Regions from separate parts of the Mus musculus genome. Here region 2 is linked to region 1. A link is a loop called in an ENCODE intact Hi-C map of the cell type or tissue named here. Cell type or tissue: heart. All regions are shown on one strand. Links, peaks and the distances in the headings refer to the core of each region. The heading gives the core; the rest is flanking DNA. Region 1 has its middle 150 kb from the start of 7420700N18Rik. Region 2 holds the start of Gm26578 (a long non-coding RNA gene).

Evidence for each region. A loop is a pair of places that touch in the nucleus more often than their neighbours do. Peaks named below come from ENCODE experiments on the same cell type or tissue, not always from the same donor. Only the 100,000 strongest peaks of a DNase experiment are listed, where the experiment ranks them.
Region 2: a loop joins it to region 1, with 9 times the contacts of the local background. A loop is called at or near these places in 21 of 42 quality-filtered maps.

Annotation. Positions count from the first base shown.
Region 1 is chr8:31,514,726-31,523,065 of GRCm38, reverse strand. No RefSeq gene overlaps it. Among named protein-coding and RNA genes, the nearest start is that of 7420700N18Rik, 150 kb to the right of the region's middle. In heart, for the core only: a CTCF peak has its summit at 3,961 (motif pointing left); no DNase peak of the experiment used is centred there.
Region 2 is chr8:32,005,037-32,013,376 of GRCm38, reverse strand. Gm26578 (a long non-coding RNA gene) reads right to left here and starts at 3,436. Exons shown (of 3, transcript XR_870305.3): 1 at 809-3,436. It also overlaps a transcript of Nrg1 not described here. In heart, for the core only: CTCF peaks have their summits at 3,657 and 4,706; a DNase peak (open chromatin) is centred at 3,706; H3K4me3 peaks cover 3,455 bases; H3K27ac peaks cover 2,391 bases.

The DNA of each region.
Region 1 (8,340 bases), core at 305-8,304:
ATATAAACATTTTATTCACAATTTATCAAAAAAATCCAAATTTAACTTGGACATCCAAGGTTACTCTTTGCTAAGCCTTGCCATTTGAGCACCTGCCCTATGCTAAGCTCTCAGGATTCAACCTTTCTTTCAAGGACCAAATCTCCTTCAAAGCCCCCCATGATCCCACTATACAGACTTGGTGGAAATCCTCTGCCTCTGAGATTTTGATGAGATTCTGTCTCCTATGACTTAGGAAATTGGCGCCTGAGTAGGTTAGGGCTTTCCCAAAGGCAAAGCTGGGGCTCTTTCCCACAATCAGGCTTGTCTGAGTTCATTTTGTCTCCTGATCCTGGATCCTCTTTAAAGATGAAATGGGATTTCAAATTTTATTGTTGGGTTTGGTAAGAAAAGGGGGGGAGGAGCTTATAATATAAATAGTCAAATTTCTAATTTTGTAAGGAAGAAAAGTCACAGTTTGGTCAGCTAATTTTAGGTTGGAAGAACATTTTTGAATAAGAGAAGGAATTATCTCCCAAATCTTCTCCAAATTTATACAAAAAAAATATAGAACTATTCTTATATAAAGGCTATATAGTCTATACATGTGAGATACCATATGTAGCTTATCACATATAGCTGGTTTGGAGTAGAGTTCAAAGTTATATCATGGCTTGTTATGACTGAATCTTTTGAGGAAAGCCCCTCTCCTCTTGTTTTTATGACATCGCCTGTGTTAACATTCTGGCGCTGGCTAACAAATTCTCCACCTGTGATAAAAGCTTCACTTGACATTTTATGGTGACATGCCACTGAAGGACTTAAAGCGGACACCATAGAGTTTCCAACTAGCTTTCTCTAGAGGCTGCTACACATTTCCAAGTTAAAGAGTAGCTGTGGCGAAGACACAGATTTTTATCTGTAAAGTTTTCCTTTTTACCTAAAACTCCCATCTTACAGTGTTGGTCCAAAGGTATTTCTAACATTGAAGAAGACAGAGACTAAGTTAATCTCCATAGATAGTTTTCATGCAGAAAGGACTCCCTTCAGTCTTTCCTCGTGTTTATATTCAGCCAATTACCACAAACGAAATAAATTTTACTTTAAGAAAAATAATCCATCTATTTCTAGAGCATTGGATGATTTTTTTAAACAGTGCATGAGATTCCATTTTCAATATCAATTGGATAAATTTAACTGATCTTTGGAATTTCTTTGAACAGAAAATGACGCAAAAGCCCAGCTCTTAGATCTAAGCATCCTCATGTGTGAAAATCCAGGTAAAGTGTGCCAGGTCCCACCAAAGCCCACCAAGCTTAGAGTCGACCTGGCTGTGTTGTCAGCGAATGATCCTTTTGTGAGAAGACACACAATGGTGTCAAATCACAGAATCACAAGAACAGCCCCTCAGTCTGCCCTCAGCTCAGTCAGGAAAAGTGTGGAAAACTAAATTTTAAAATAATAACAATAAACAGGATTTTAGACCCAGAGTGTTCACTTTTCCAACTCTTCAAATTTCTGAAGTCATTCTTTGTTCTCTCCAAGCTACCTGCAAACCTGTTCTCAAAGACAAGATTTGTCACTTGTTAGAAAAGATGTTATTTGATAGCACATACTTTGCTGGGCTGGGTTATTTTAAAAAAATATATAATAATTCCATTGTATGCTATCCTTATCAGCACAGGAGAGACTCTTTTCTTACAGCAAGTACTTCTGTGTTTGAAATGTTAGAACTGCTAAGTACACCCTTAATGCTTCAAGCTACCAGATGCTAGAGCCTGCCTTACCTGCCCAGGCATGTTGTCTGAATTGAGGTCACAGTTTGGCAAATAACATTCCACACATTTTTTCTCTCCTACTGAATTAAAAGGGGCAGCTTGAGTTTCTCTGAATGCCATTGGTTAAGAAGTCTGACTCAGACACCTAGAGAGCTCTCCAGAGCCAGAATGGAGTGACTCGCTACTCACATGACTGGTGGGAGGTAGAAAGCCATCTCTCCTACCATTCTGTACCCTGGCCACGTTAGCCAGCATGAGTCAACTCTTGAAACCTGAAGGTGAATGTTCTACTTGACCTTTGATTTGGGGAGAGTGGCATGACTTCAAATGCTGTCTGTTTATTAATTAACAGAGAGGACTGAATTCCACAATCTGGGAAGTAACATTTGAAACTTTTTTTTTTAATTCACTTTACATCCTGATCACTGCCCACCTCTGGTCAGCCCCTTCCACAATCCTTCCACCATCCCCTTCCCCTCTAAGTGAATACTGCACCCACCCCCCACCCCCGTAACCCCCTACCCCGGGCACTTTGAGTCTCTGCAGGGCTAGACACAATCTCTCTCACTGTACCTAGACAAGACAGCCTAGCTAGTAGAACATATCCCACCCGCCGACAGGCAACAGCTTTTGGGAGAGCCCCTGCTCCAGTTGCTACACATGTGCAAGAAGGCCTAGGTCCAGCCTATGTATCCTCTCTGGTTAGTAGTTCAGTCCCTGGGAACCCTAAAGGTCTAGGTTAGTTGACTGTTAGTCTTCCTGTGAGTACCCCTTGGGGCCCACAGTCCTTTCTACTTGAAACCAAAACTTTAACAGAGTAAAACTTTCCTAATTCTCTTATATAGCCTGACTTGTTTGAGTTTTTCTTTACTTTGGATGAGATTAAGATATGTTATGGCTTGAGGTTTTGGTTTTTTTTCTTCTTCTTTCCCAAGACTTACTGGCCATTTGAAAGTAATTTTTTTTTCTTTATCAGACACATATTTAGAAAAATCATTAAATAATTACTAATGGAAAGTCTATTTCACACTTGTGAAGCGATTCCTTTGAAAGCTATTGTGCTGTAAATCATTTCAAATCTGTGATAACCAGAATCTAAAAAGAATGACTATGTGAGGTGCTCACCTAGGTACCGTCTTTCTCAAGAAAATAAATAAAGGATAATATCATTCTTTCATATACAGATGTTTGACTTACATGGAAGATTCTCCTATTAAGACTATTATGAGCTCAACGATGCAGGTAACACTTCAACCATGCATTCTTAGGAAAGCAACACAATTCATGGTGGAATATTGATAGCTTACCCTCAGGATGGCATGGCTGACTGTAGCTCACTGCTGTTGCCCAAGACAAGGGTATCAAAGAATATATTACAAGCCCAGGAAAAGGTCAAAATTCAAAGTATAATTTCCCTGAACGACTAATCCCTTTAGCATGACCATAAAGCACAAAACTTTAAGTTGAACCATATGTTGAACCATTAATACCATAGGAATGAGCAAAACTGAAGGAAATAGGAAGAGAAATGTTAGGATAAATTATGTTATTGGAAGGAAAATAGAACTGGTTGAAAACTGTTGAAGGTGGGTAAACACGGCCCTCATGAAAGCATCAGCATGTCTGGGGTCCAAGATGAGTTAGTTTATGTCATAAGAATCAAAAGCAAATGAGTTTATTCTTACTTCCTAAATTGTATGCAAGTATTTTTGCCTCCAACAGTCGCCCCCAAAAGACAACCGAATAAGAAAACTGTCATTTAAACCCAAAATGATTTTGTCATTGCCATCCTATCCAACCTCCTTTCAAAGCCACGCTTAATCCTGCTTGTTGACACGTGCATTTAAGTTCTCCTGGAGTCACTCATGAAGACGTTGTGTAATTCAGTTTGGTAAAAAGGATTTTTAGTTATTTATGTAAAACATGATTGACATTTTATTGTAAGACCTTGTTCTTTTGCTAGAGTTCGACACTTACCATGCTTACAGGAGGGATTGCTTTCAAGGCTGTCCTTAAATAGGGTTTTTTGTTGCTTCCTTTTAGCATAATTGTTGCACTTGTTGCTACATTTAACATGTACCCGAACAAATGGGATTAGCAACTTTCTTGATGGTGTTCTTTTTAGTGATGGCCATTCACTAACATCTTTCTTTAGTTAACTAGTATTTAACTGGTGACTAAATATTCAGTTAAAATAATTCTGATAGGCTCATAATGCCATCTAGTGGACAATCTTTAAAATACCACCCCCTGCCCCCCACCCCCAGCCATTTTAATTTTCTAATCATCAATATGCTCTTTAATCTGGACAATGGCTTCATTTAGAAGGATGGGTTAGGATCCCTAAACTCTCTGACAAGTCTATGTAGCATTTCTAACATTGATACCATCCTAAGGGAAAGAAACACACAGCATCAAGTACTTCTGGTTCCTCATCTGTTCAATGGTGTCACCAATGCTGTTAGGAAGTTACAAAGTAGGAATCCAATGTGCAATGTTCGTGTTCGTTGGTTCTCTGATCACCATGGTTTTATATAGAAGTCTTTTATAGCTACTTTGTGATGGTAGAGAAGTGCCATCATGCTCTCTATGGGAGAATTAAGGTTAATGAGAACACAATGGCACTGTCAGCCAAGAACCTGCAGAATGCCCAAACTCAGCCATGGTTTCTCAAAGGTAAAAGTCCTGGCCTTGGCTGTCCACAGACTGGTAGTGATACCTCGTGAGGTAGGAGAGCTTCTCTCAAAGGCACAGATGACTGAACATACGCTCACATGTTAATGTGACTCACAACTTCAGTATGTGTATCTCAACAGATGCTAGGAAACACGTCCTAAAATTCAACACTTGTTTTTTGAGTAGGCAGCAAAATGATGACGTCATAAGCATGTAGACAAGAACACTGCCGTAATTATAAAGCCCCGTGATGTCATCAAATTACTTCCAGTAAGATGGAGCGCATTTCTGCCATTATCACCATTAATTCAGCCCACGTACCTGCATTCTGATATGATATAGATTTACTGTGCTGGACAGATGGTAAAATGGTTAAGAATGCTTGCTGTACTGCATAAGACATGGAATTGGATCACAACATCCAAGTCAAGTGATTGTCCAGCACCAGGGCATCCCAGGCCTTTCCTGACCTCCACAAGCACTTAGATCTGTACCCATTCACACACACACACACACACACACACACACACAAGAATATAAGAAAATAGATCGTTAAAGAACACATAGACTTAATAGACATAATGATTATTGGACAAAAGTAACCTGAAAAACCTGTAAACATTAAGAGCTTATACAGTAGATAGAAATATATATAAATATATATGTATGTGTGTATATATATAAATAATGCTCTATGAAGTAGGAAAAAGAAAAAAGAAAAAGTAATTAGAAATAGCTGAAAATATTTACAAATAAGGCAAATCAGAAATACACAGGTTTTATGAGTAAGAGTTGAATTTTATTGAATGGCTCTTATGATCTATTAAGATGACTATCATATATATATATCATATATATATGCCTGTTACCTAAGCACATGCAATTTTAAAGTTAAATGTTATGAAAACTGAAAATGAGTCAGAAATATTTCCAACAATATATTTGAAATGCTCTCTTAAATAAACCTTCATTTACATGCCAAACTTGGTTCAATTTCTTTGTTGCTTCTTAATTGATATTCTCATTATTCAGGACATGTGTCTCACCTAGAGTAATACATAAATTATGGTTATTACCTTATTAACTTTTAAATTATTTTCTGCACTTTTGTGAGACCGAGAGACATGAGAATATGAACTCTGTTTTTCTAAGCAAGGACATGTTTTAGAAAGCAATATGCTTAATAAATACTAATTAGCAATGGGACAATTGAGGCAGATCCTCCAGTAATCATCGCCTCACTGAAACCCAGATCTAAGCAGCTAATTGGCCACCAAATGACCAAGTAGAGAACACATTGCCTGGGTTCAATGAGTACAGCAAAGAAGGAAACTGCATCAAAGAAGGGGTTGCCCATGTTATCCTTTTTCCAGCTATAAGCAATATGATGTGATAGAAGATGTCTCCTGCTTTAGGGATGAAAAAGGAATTAAATCTAGACCTTACACTTGAATTCCAGGATCTGGCCTGCTACAGTGAGTGCCAAGCAGAGACCCATGTCCCCTGCCTCTTGTACAGTGACTATGGACAACGTCTCTGGAACCTGATTAGGCAGATATCCTGGGGACTGCTTCCGGGACCCTTTCTCTCAGGCAGCAGAGGAAGCAAAATTCCTTCTACTGGGGAACAGAGGAGGATAACTGACACATGGGCTTTGCCTTGAAGGTCAGAGCCAACCCTGATGACTTGTGATCTGGTACTAGCTATGAACTAGAGGCCTGACAGACAAAACTTCCAGATCTTTCCAATATTATATATAAAGACTTACGGTATCAGTGGAGTTAACTCATGGCCTATATCACTGTCAATATTAGAGTTGGCTGGAGGGATCAGTGGATTGCATAGATCCTTCATCTGTAAGAGTCAGGTGAAACCCAGAATAACCAAGGAAGTGTCTCTATACCCCGCGTCAGGAAATATAACCATTCATCCTCAAGCTGACCCTCACATATGGAGACTCTGGCTCTGAGCAGGCAGCAGTATTCTAGGAGGAGAGACCCAGGCTTTGAATCACATCACTGCCAACTGAAACTGAAGTGCCAGTCTCAGGACTTAATACACCATCTGTAGTACTGAAGTGGCAAAAGTGACTTGTTCATAACTTCTGGAACTCAAGCAAAAAACAATGAAGCTAGATGATGCATAGTACAATATGTAATCCTGGAATGTTCAGATGGCATCATGAAATAGGCATCAAGAGCTTTCATATAATGTAATAATCAAAATAAGGTAATACTAGAAGTTGATCATATAGCAATGAGCATGGGTGAGTTTTCAGTGATGTGTTGGGTTAAGCTCTTTACAAGAACACTCAGTTCTTCTTGACTTTCATGTGTTTCACAAATTGCATCTTATATCTTGAGTATTCTAAGTTTCTGGGCTAATATCCACTTATCAGTGAATACATATCATGTGAGTTCTTTTGTGATTGGGTTACCTCACTCAGGATGATGCCCTCCAGGTCCATCCATTTGGCTAGGAATTTCATAAATTCATTCTTTTTAATAGCTGAGTAGTGCTCCATTGTGTAAATGTACCACATTTTCTATATCCATTCCTCTGTTGAGGGGCATCTTTCCAGCTTCTGGCTATTATAAATAAGGCTGCTATGAACATAGTGGAGCATGTGTCCTTCTTACCAGTTGGAACATCTTCTGGATATATGCCCAGGAGAGGTATTGCTGGATCCTCCAGTAGTGCTATGTCCAATTTTCTGAGGAACTGCCAGACTGATTTCCAGAGTGGTTGTACAAGCTTGCAATCCCACCAACAATGGAGGAGTGTTCCTCTTTCTCCACATCCACGCCAGCATCTGCTGTCACCTGAATTTTTGATCTTAGCCATTCTGACTGGTGTGAGGTGGAATCTCAGGGTTGTTGTGATTTGCATTTCTCTGATGATTAAGGATGCTGAACTCAGAAGAATGAAGACCAAAGAGTGGATACTTTGCTCCTTCTTAGAATTGGGAACAAAACACACATGGAAGGAGTTACAAAAACAAAGTTTGGAGCAGAGATGAAAGGATGGACCATCTAGAGACTGCCATACCCGGGGATCCATCCCATACCAAACGCTGGCACCATTGCATACCCTAGCAAGATTTTGCTGAAAGGACCCGGATATAGCTGTCACTTGTGAGACTATGCCGGGGCCTAGCAAACACAGAAGTGGATGCTCACAGTCAGCTATTGGATGGATCACAGGGCCCCCAATGGAGGAGCTAGAGAAAGTAACCAAGGAGCTAAAGGGATCTGCAACCCTATAGGTGGAACAACATTATGAACTATCCAGTACCCCCCACCCCCCCAGAGCTCATGTCTCTAGCTGCATATATATCAGAAGATAGCCTAGTCGGCCATCAGTGGAAAGAGAGGCCCATTGGTCATGCAAACTTTATATGCCTCGATACAGGGGAACACCAGGGCCAAGAAGTGGGAGTCGGTGGGGGAGGGTATGGGGGACTTTTGGGATAGCATTGGAAATATAAATGAAATAAATACCTAATTTTTAAAAAAAGAACACTCAGGAAGCTTTGAGAAAAACACAGAATGACTCAGGAGTCTCACAAAAACTTAGGAGCTGAAACGGAGAAACAAAAATCTATGAGCTAGAAAATATACTAAGTGAAATTTTGAATGTAATAGAGAGTATCAATAGCAAAATAAAGAAATAGAATTAATAAGCTCCACAAGAAACTTTTAAAATTTTTCTTGATACAAAGAGCTATCAGTCTATTTCATATATTTCAAAGAAGATGCTACCTTAGAGCCACAAAAGGATCAAAAGTCACTACCCAGAGTCAACCAACAGACCCCATAATATATAATCAAGTCCCAAATGTAGGAAGTAAAGGATAGGCTCTAAGAGAAAGGGCTTCCAGGGAAATGCCTAGCTCAGTGTGTAATGG
Region 2 (8,340 bases), core at 312-8,311, 490 kb before region 1:
AGGTGACTTTATCATGAAGCTAATGACTTTTGAAGGCCTGTGTGTGGTCATGACCCCCTTTAGTGTACTTGTACCTACATTAGTGGTTTGTTCTGGATGGGTGGAGTTAGCCCAGGGCTTCTCATACGAAACTCTGATTTCCATTCCTATTGCAAATCTGTATTTCTAAATTTGCATCATTGCATTATTTTCCTTCCAAAAGTTTCCCCAAATTTTGTGAGCTTCAGGCTTTAGAAAATGTACGTGCTTGCTGAGTTGGATAGTTAACTTGTCTGTATGTATTTCTCACAAGATTTTAGTTTTACATGAACCCAGACAGTATTTGTATTCTTTCATTGTCCAGCATTTCTTCAGGAAATGCTTGGTAAATGGATGAATCACACAGATTTGGATTTGAGTCTGGGAGTGTTTCCTTTCATTAACTCATGTGCTATCAACAGCAACTTTGTTGCAAAAGAATTTAAAAAAAAATCTTTGTTATTTTATTTTATTTATTCAAAAGTAAATCTTTGTTATTTTATTTTAAAAAGCAAAAAGTATCTATCAGCAGAGTTTCAAGTTTAGCTCTCATTCCTGTCAAAGAATGTACGTTTTGCAAAAAAAAAAAAAAATCACATCAGTTCTTTTATATTTTGTTTTTTCCTTTATTTTTTTTTCTTGGATTAGAATGGAAAAGGGTTATTAAAAGAACACATTCAACAAGCTTTGTAGATTCTATGAGTCCCCAAAGGCTAATGAATCTTGAAGTAACTGCAGTGGTCAGCTTTGGCACTTCTTAAAGCTTTTATAGAGGACCCCTACACCTCACCTTCATTTCTCAGGGTGACTTCATAATGTCCTCTTCTTCTGCCGGTTGATGTATGTTGACACTTTGGTGTAAGTTGATAGCTGGCCAGCCATACATGATACCTGTTCAAGGAGCTGAACAAAACATAACAAGTTTGTTAAATTCACTAAGTTATTTCACTTTGAAATGTTTTGACTAAGGCTAACATTTAATATTTTTCTATTTAACTAGTTATATTTGTAACATTTTGGGTCTGTGTTACTTGTGGTCTCCTTCTGCAGCTCAGGCTGGCCTTAAGGCCCCTGGTGGTACTTTTGCCTCATCTGCTGAAGTTCGGAGATTACAAGATGAATCATCTCCACACCTGCTTAAATAGTTTTTAAAAAGAATACTTTTTTTTTTTAGTCCTTAAGTCAGTTCCAAAGTATTTTTTAAAACACAAAACCATTACATTTGCCACTTACTGACCACAGAAATGAATAATTTAAGCACAATTTTGAAGTTTTGACCAATCTCATAAATATTTTAACTATCGAAGAAATTGACTTTTTGGTTAATCTTTCAGTTGGTTGTAAATCATGTAGTAAAATATACTCAAGAAATCAACTCAAAATAACATAAAAAATAAATGGCTTTGTGGAGAAGTTCCTGCTAATTCAGCTTTAACTGGCAATAAAATAGGATTCCAGAATCAGGGCAAAGTTCTAGGAAGCAGCCTTGCCATTAAATGACACTCTGTCATGTGTCTTGAAATTTCCATCAGCACCTACTACCACAACTCATCTCCCCACTTCTCCTCTTCCATCGTCATCTAACCAAGTTTAAAAAATCATGTACTGCTAGTTACTGCTTACATCCAAATCATATCCATCCATTCCCCACCCCCACAGTTTCCATGGGAACACTGTTGGTGCTTTATTCTGAAGTTACTGGAGCATCAGTCATTTTTCTTGGTAAAATAGTTCGGAGGTTTGTCACCTATCACAGTGGTTTTATTCAAGTAGAAAATTTCAGGAAGTGTAGACTCCTTTTATCCTCCTGGAGATACTCCCACCATGAAGGTGTTCTGGGAAGTAACGTATCTAGACTCGGGAACAAAAGGTAGAAGATGGTGTTCCTGTAGCCTTGGGTTTTGATTACCCAAGTATTTGGGAAGATCTTACACTTATTTTTTTTAAGTTCCAAGATGCAAGCTTGTTTTCAGCCCTTTGATTCTAAAATGCTGGTGTTTGACAACATGTGGTTAGTAATCGTGAGCTCTCTAACTGCCTCACATCCTCCAGATAAATACACTCTGAAATGAAAGGTTTCTGCTTTCAGCGGCTTGCTGCCGCTCACTCCTAGCTGGCTGAGCAGTGGCCCCTCCTGGGAAAGTGGAGTTATTCCAGCCGGCTCTGGGGCCACTTTCCCTTCACTCTGAATGGCCCAGGCCGGCTGCAGTGCTTTTCACAGAGTCATAATCTTTCCTGGGGTTCTGCTGTTTGGCACAAATACCACACTATGTGGTATTTGCTGGAAAGCTATCAAAGGTGTCTGGACACTAAAGGTTTAAGAGTAAAGAATGATGCTAGTACTGTTGAGCTATCTTAACAATTGCACCTATCTTACAGAGTTTGATTCTTAATCCAACGAAAATTAAAGTAGGATGGAAGCGATTCTTAAGACGATTTAAAATGAACATCTTTGCCCCGTTTTCCCTTCCCACCCATGTGTGACAGGTGTACTCTGGATTTCACCTTTGTTTAAATCGTGGCAGCCAGAGAACACAGGGAAAGCTGTGGACAGCCACGGGTCTGTTAGTATTAACTCCAGGAAGCGAAAAGGAAGGAGCCAAATCACTCTGAAAGTGGGATAGCTGTAGAATATTGATCGTTGGTGCGAGCTGTTTCTCGACCACAACTCTATACCATCAGTAAAAGAGCAGGCTAAGTTGGCCACAACTGTGTGTGTGTTGATGACAGCATCTGTCTCTATGTGGAGACCATTGTGAATCACTCCTTGGTGCAGATCACTCTGGTCTCTGACTATTCCTTAGAGTTCTCCACCTGGATCCAGGAACGCTAGGATTCACTAGCAATTCTCAGAAAGTCTAATGGGTGTGGGAGGGGGCTGGTATTACTGAACTAAGGGTCTGCACTACAGTTCTACGGCCCCAACCCCCCCCCCCCCCCGCGCATCTGACTTGTACCCATCCACACCGTAGACATGTTACTCTCTATGGTGAACTATGGCTCCTCAGTTCTTTTAAAACTTAAGCTGTAGTAAGAGATACGTGTGCTTGGGAAGAAGCTAGAGTATTTTTTTTAATGGAGATGGGAAATCCAACAGTCATGCTATTTAGCACGGGAAGGCAGACACATGCTCAAGTGGCAGATGTACGAAGTGCAAGCTGTCCATGCTTGAAGTTCACAGAACCCTTCCTGGGTACCTCAAATTCCCTTCCACTCCAGGCTGCACCTTCGCTCTTAGTGCCAGAGGGAAACTTCCCTAAAGCAAGAGAGAAATGAACTCTGAACCCTTCTGGGAAATAGCAACTGTTCCTTCCCCCTCACCGGGGCTCCAGGTCTCCAGAGCTTTCATTATGGGGCAGGTGCTACGGTTGCAAAGTTTTCTCCATCCCTCCCCCCGCCCCAACACACACACACACACACACACACACACACGCGCGCGCGCGCGCGCGCGAGCAGCCCCCCTACCGCCCCCCCCCCCTTTTCAAGGCTTGGATCAGCCCCGCAGCCTGCCAGGGACTGCGAGCACCAGGGTCGCCTTCCTGCCTTCCTGGCCTCTCCAGACTGCTCTGTTCTGTCCCGCGGCGGCTGCGACTTTGTCAGCGAAGCTTCCAGCGACCCCTGTCGGGAGTTCCCGGCAGCCGCTGGGCTCCGCCGCCCCTAGGCTGGCCCAGCTGCCAGAAGAAAGGGGCTGAGCCGTGATCGCCCAGCTCAGGCTCCTCCCGGTGGCGTGTCTGCGCCTCGGGGTGGGGGTGTGGTGGGGAAAGAGGGAGGGGGCGAGGCGAGGGGGAGGGTGCGAAGGAGGCGCCTGCGTCCAACTTGCGGGCAATTGAAAAAGAGCCGGCTAGGACTTCCCCAAAACTTGTGGGAACTCCGGGCCGCGCCGGCAGCAGGAGCGGAACGCAGCGCAGCGGCGGCAGCTGCCGGGAGATGCGAGCATAGACCGGACTGTGAGCACCTTTCCCTCTTCGGGCTGTAAGGGAGCGAGACAGCCACCGGAGCGAGGCCACTCCAGAGCCGGCAGCGGCAGGACCCGGGACACAAGAGTAGCCCCGAGACACCCCCAGACGTAGCGGGCGCTCCAGGTGATCGAGTCCACGCCGCTCCCTGCAGGCGACAGGCGACGCCCCCGCGCAGCCCGGCCACTGGCTCTTCCCTCCCGGGACAAACTTTTCTGCAAGCCCTTGGACCAAACTTGTCGCGCGTCACCGTCGCCCAGCCGGGTCCGCGTAGAGCGCTCATCTTTAGCGAGATGTCTGAGCGCAAAGAAGGCAGAGGCAAGGGGAAGGGCAAGAAGAAGGACCGGGGATCCCGCGGGAAGCCCGCGCCCGCCGAAGGCGACCCGAGCCCAGGTGAGTGCCAGCCGCTCCGCTGCTCCCAGGCGGGCACCTAGCCGCGTCCCGTGTGTCCTCGCGCAGCTCTCTTGGCGCCCAACCGGGTCCCCGAACTGCCGTGCCGGCGCCGCCTCCACCTGGTGCCCGTGCGCTGTGCGCACCCCGAGATTGCTGGCCGTTCCTCCCGGGTCCTCTGGGTCTGCCGTGCGTCGCGCTCCCGGGCTCTGATCTCGGACCCCACGTTGGTCGCGGAGCCCAGCCCCGGAGTGCGGCTCCGATTGCGGGATCTCTACCGGCTGCGCGTGCCCTTCGGTCTGAGGGCTTTGAGCGGGCCCCGTCTGCCCTCTAGCGAGAGAAGCGGGAACCGGCTCCGGGTCCGAGAGCCTGCGTCCCGCCGCTTGGGCCCGGGCTGCGCAGAGGGTGGTCGGGGAAAGGGTGGCGTGGGCGCCCGGGCGTCGGCGCGGTGGGCGGAGGGAAACGGTGGACAGCCGCCGTGCGAGCCTAGGATCGCCCTGATTGAGTGCGGTGATAGGGAAACCCAGAGCAACTGAAAGGGATTCCTAAAGGTCAGCGAAGCACGCAGAACCCGGCCCGGTGCCAAGATTCAGGTCGGCTCTGAATAAATTTGGCTTTAGCTGTTCAAGCTTTCAGGACTACTCTGATAAAGATGACTAGATTAGTTTCCCAAGAGACACCAGAAAGGAACAATTTACCCCAATTTTTGAACCCCATTGCTTACGGGTTATATATAGAATGAAGGGGGGGAGGTTAAGGTTTTTCCCCCCCCACCATCAGAGCGCAATGTAAATGACAGTGCCACCCTAGATATCCCTAGGAAAGGCTATTTCACTGACTTGGTCAGAGGAGGCATGAAAGGTTGCCTGTGACCAAAACTTGTTAAAGAGTCGCTAAAGAGATGCTTCAGGGGTGGTGCATGAGAGGGTCTTTACCCTCCTTCTGCAGTCCCCTACGGTTGATCTGGATGCCTTGTGTCTTTTAGAGCATTCCCCACACACATATTATGAAGTAGTTCAGGGAAATTACCCACACTTGTGCAGTCTGTGTCTAAAGGAGATAAGCAGAAGCATCTGCTCCGCGCAGGAAGAAAACAAACCGCGTTTTCTTAGTGGGCTCCTTGGACTCGCTCAGCGTTTCAGAACCTGGATTGTTGGCAGAGACCCTAAGCAAGGTTTAGAACAAAACAGAAACTGAACAGAGAGTAATTGTTTAGCCACTGGCCGCCCGTTCTTGTGCCTGCATAAAAGGCACTGCTGATCAGTTTTCACCTTAATTACCTCGCATGAGCCTTCCTGAAGGTAGAGGGATGTTTTCCTAATATATACTGTGTATTTTGGAGATTAACTACAACATTTTTCTCAACAAAGTATGAAACGGGGATCTGGAGTCACCATAGTATTTAAAGAGACTCAGAACTGTAAAGATATAAAGAACTTTCTGTTTCCCTTGTCACCACTTGTGCCTTTTATTTACTTCAATTGCTTGCACGGGCTGCTTACATCAGTGGTTCTCAACCTGTGGGTCGCGACCCTTTTGGCAGGCTAAAGGACTCTTTCGCTGGAGATTCATAATAGTAACAAAATTATAGTTACTAAGTAGCAACAAATATGACTTTATGGCTTAAGGACCTGAATCAAAGGGTTCAAGAATTAGGAAGGGTTGAAAATTGTCCTAGATGCTCTCCTGAGTTAAGATGGGGTGGTGGTCTGATTAGCGACCCTTTCGATGGCACTCTTCTCTCTCAACAAGGGCTAAGTCTACAACATACCTCGGATGTTTTAGTGAAGGCAGTGGTTCAGGTGGGGAGAGGTTAGGAGAAGTCTCAGGGCTGTCTGCAGTCCTGACTCACCAGGTGGGCATCTGTCTCAGGACTACCTAATGTTCTTAGAGGAGTCTAGAGTTTCTTTGCTTGGCTCCCTTGAGTCTTTGTAGTCAGTCCCTCCACTGTGACTCTCTCTAAACCAGACTCAATGATATTTCTTTCCCCATTTTCCCAGAAAAAAAAATTGGGGTAAAGTTGTCTGTGTGCTGGATTTTAGTTTGTTTCCTGTCATGATATGATTGGGGGTGGGGGTGGGGTGGTACAGAGAGACACTTTGCTCCCTCCAGAGAACTTTTTACACACACCTTTAGAACACCATCAACAGATTAAACCAGATTAAGAGTATTTAGTCATTTGATTTGCAAATGGTCCCCTTGAAGTTTGCATTATGTAGAAATACAGGGCATTAGATAGTCCTGCTTAGGGTATGGTGTTTCTGCCTTTGCTTTGTCACGTTTCCTTCTAATGGTAAGTCCCAGTCTGGTTTTCCTTATTGAAGAGGATAAATAGCTAATAGCCTTGGTGATATGTGGGGTAAATCCATACTCGTTCTGGATCTTTCCTCTGGCCTGTGGGTCCATGGAATTGTCAGTAGCCTTCATATTTGCCACGTAGCCAAATTTAGGATTTACAAGGACAACCATCTCTTGAACTGTTCCTGGGATGGTGACCTTCAGCACAAAGTGTCAACCTTTCCTTAAAACAACCACTGAAGTTCTGAGCATGTCAGCTTTAACACAGCAGAGATAACTGAGGGGGCTTAGCCCTGCTGTGTACTTAATCAAATGCATAGGCATGTTGGTGGGAACTCTTCTGGAGAAAAAGACCTTTTAATCTGCTGTATCAACTGGTCTAGCTGATGGGTCTTACAGACCTGGTTATGTTTCCTATCTACATTTTGATGTAATTAACAAATACTGGACTGCACACTGTTGTGGCTGCAGAAGTTCATTAGAATTATCTACTCTCTAATGATGACTATTATAAGTCCCATATCCTTGAGGTCATAGATTCTTCTTTGCACAAAATAAGCAACTTCAGCAAAATCCTGGGCTTTGAGTCACAGATCCATGTATGGAGGGTCCCATAATGTCCTGAGCCTCTTGCAAGCTGGCCCTCCCAGATCCTGCCTCTGACTGATTCATTCAGCTTAGCATTTTCCTCTAGAAGCCTGAATTACAAAACCAGTTTTTCCATTTAGCCTGTCAATTGCCCAGTTAACTTGAGACCTTCCTTAAGATTACTGATGTGTTTCATATTCTGTACAGTATTGTTTTTGTTATTGTCTTGACTCTTAAATGGCCTGTAACAAATCTGTTATTGTCCCTGTTTCAGGTCTAGAACTATTATGTGCTACTTTTTTTATGCATGATGGGAAGGGTATTTGTGAGTGGAAACCCTAAGAAACTTAGTATCACTAATAGTTAGACACTGGCTGTGCACGCCTCAAATGATATCATCCACCTGTTTCCTTAACTAAATGGCTCCAAAGGCTGAAGTGCCTGTAAACATTCTTGGAAATAAAGTGGCCTGTCACTAACAGGGCAGTCTGTGTTTACAGAAGGAGAAGGAATGTCCAATGATCTGTTTCAACCTGGTTACTTGTAACTGCTTACATTATGTAATTATTAAAAACATTAAAGATTATTTACAGAACAAAAATGGACTTGTTTTGAAGAAGTAAAAAAGCAGGAAGAGTGAGGGAAGGAAGCTTGGATACTGCTCTAATATTTACAGAATGATAATGGTACTAATGAGAATGAGGAGACTATATATGTCCTTATATATGCACATGTGTCTATGTATATATGTACATGTGTCTATGTATAAATGCACACGTGTATATGTGCTTGTATAGCACATGTGTCTATGTATATATGCACATGTGTATATGTGCCTGTATATGTACATGTGTCTATTATATGTGCACATGTGTATATGTGCTTGTATATGCACATGTGTTTATGTAGATATAATATTAGAAAGTCTTGGGCTATCATCTGAACAGTAAATATATTTCCAGTATCCTCAATCCTTTTCTACTAAGAGCAATGAAGATTACTGTACCTTAATTAATGGAGATACTGTTAATGTTCCAGGCAGTGTATTACATGCATTGTATGTATATTATATTATTTTTTAAAACAGAGG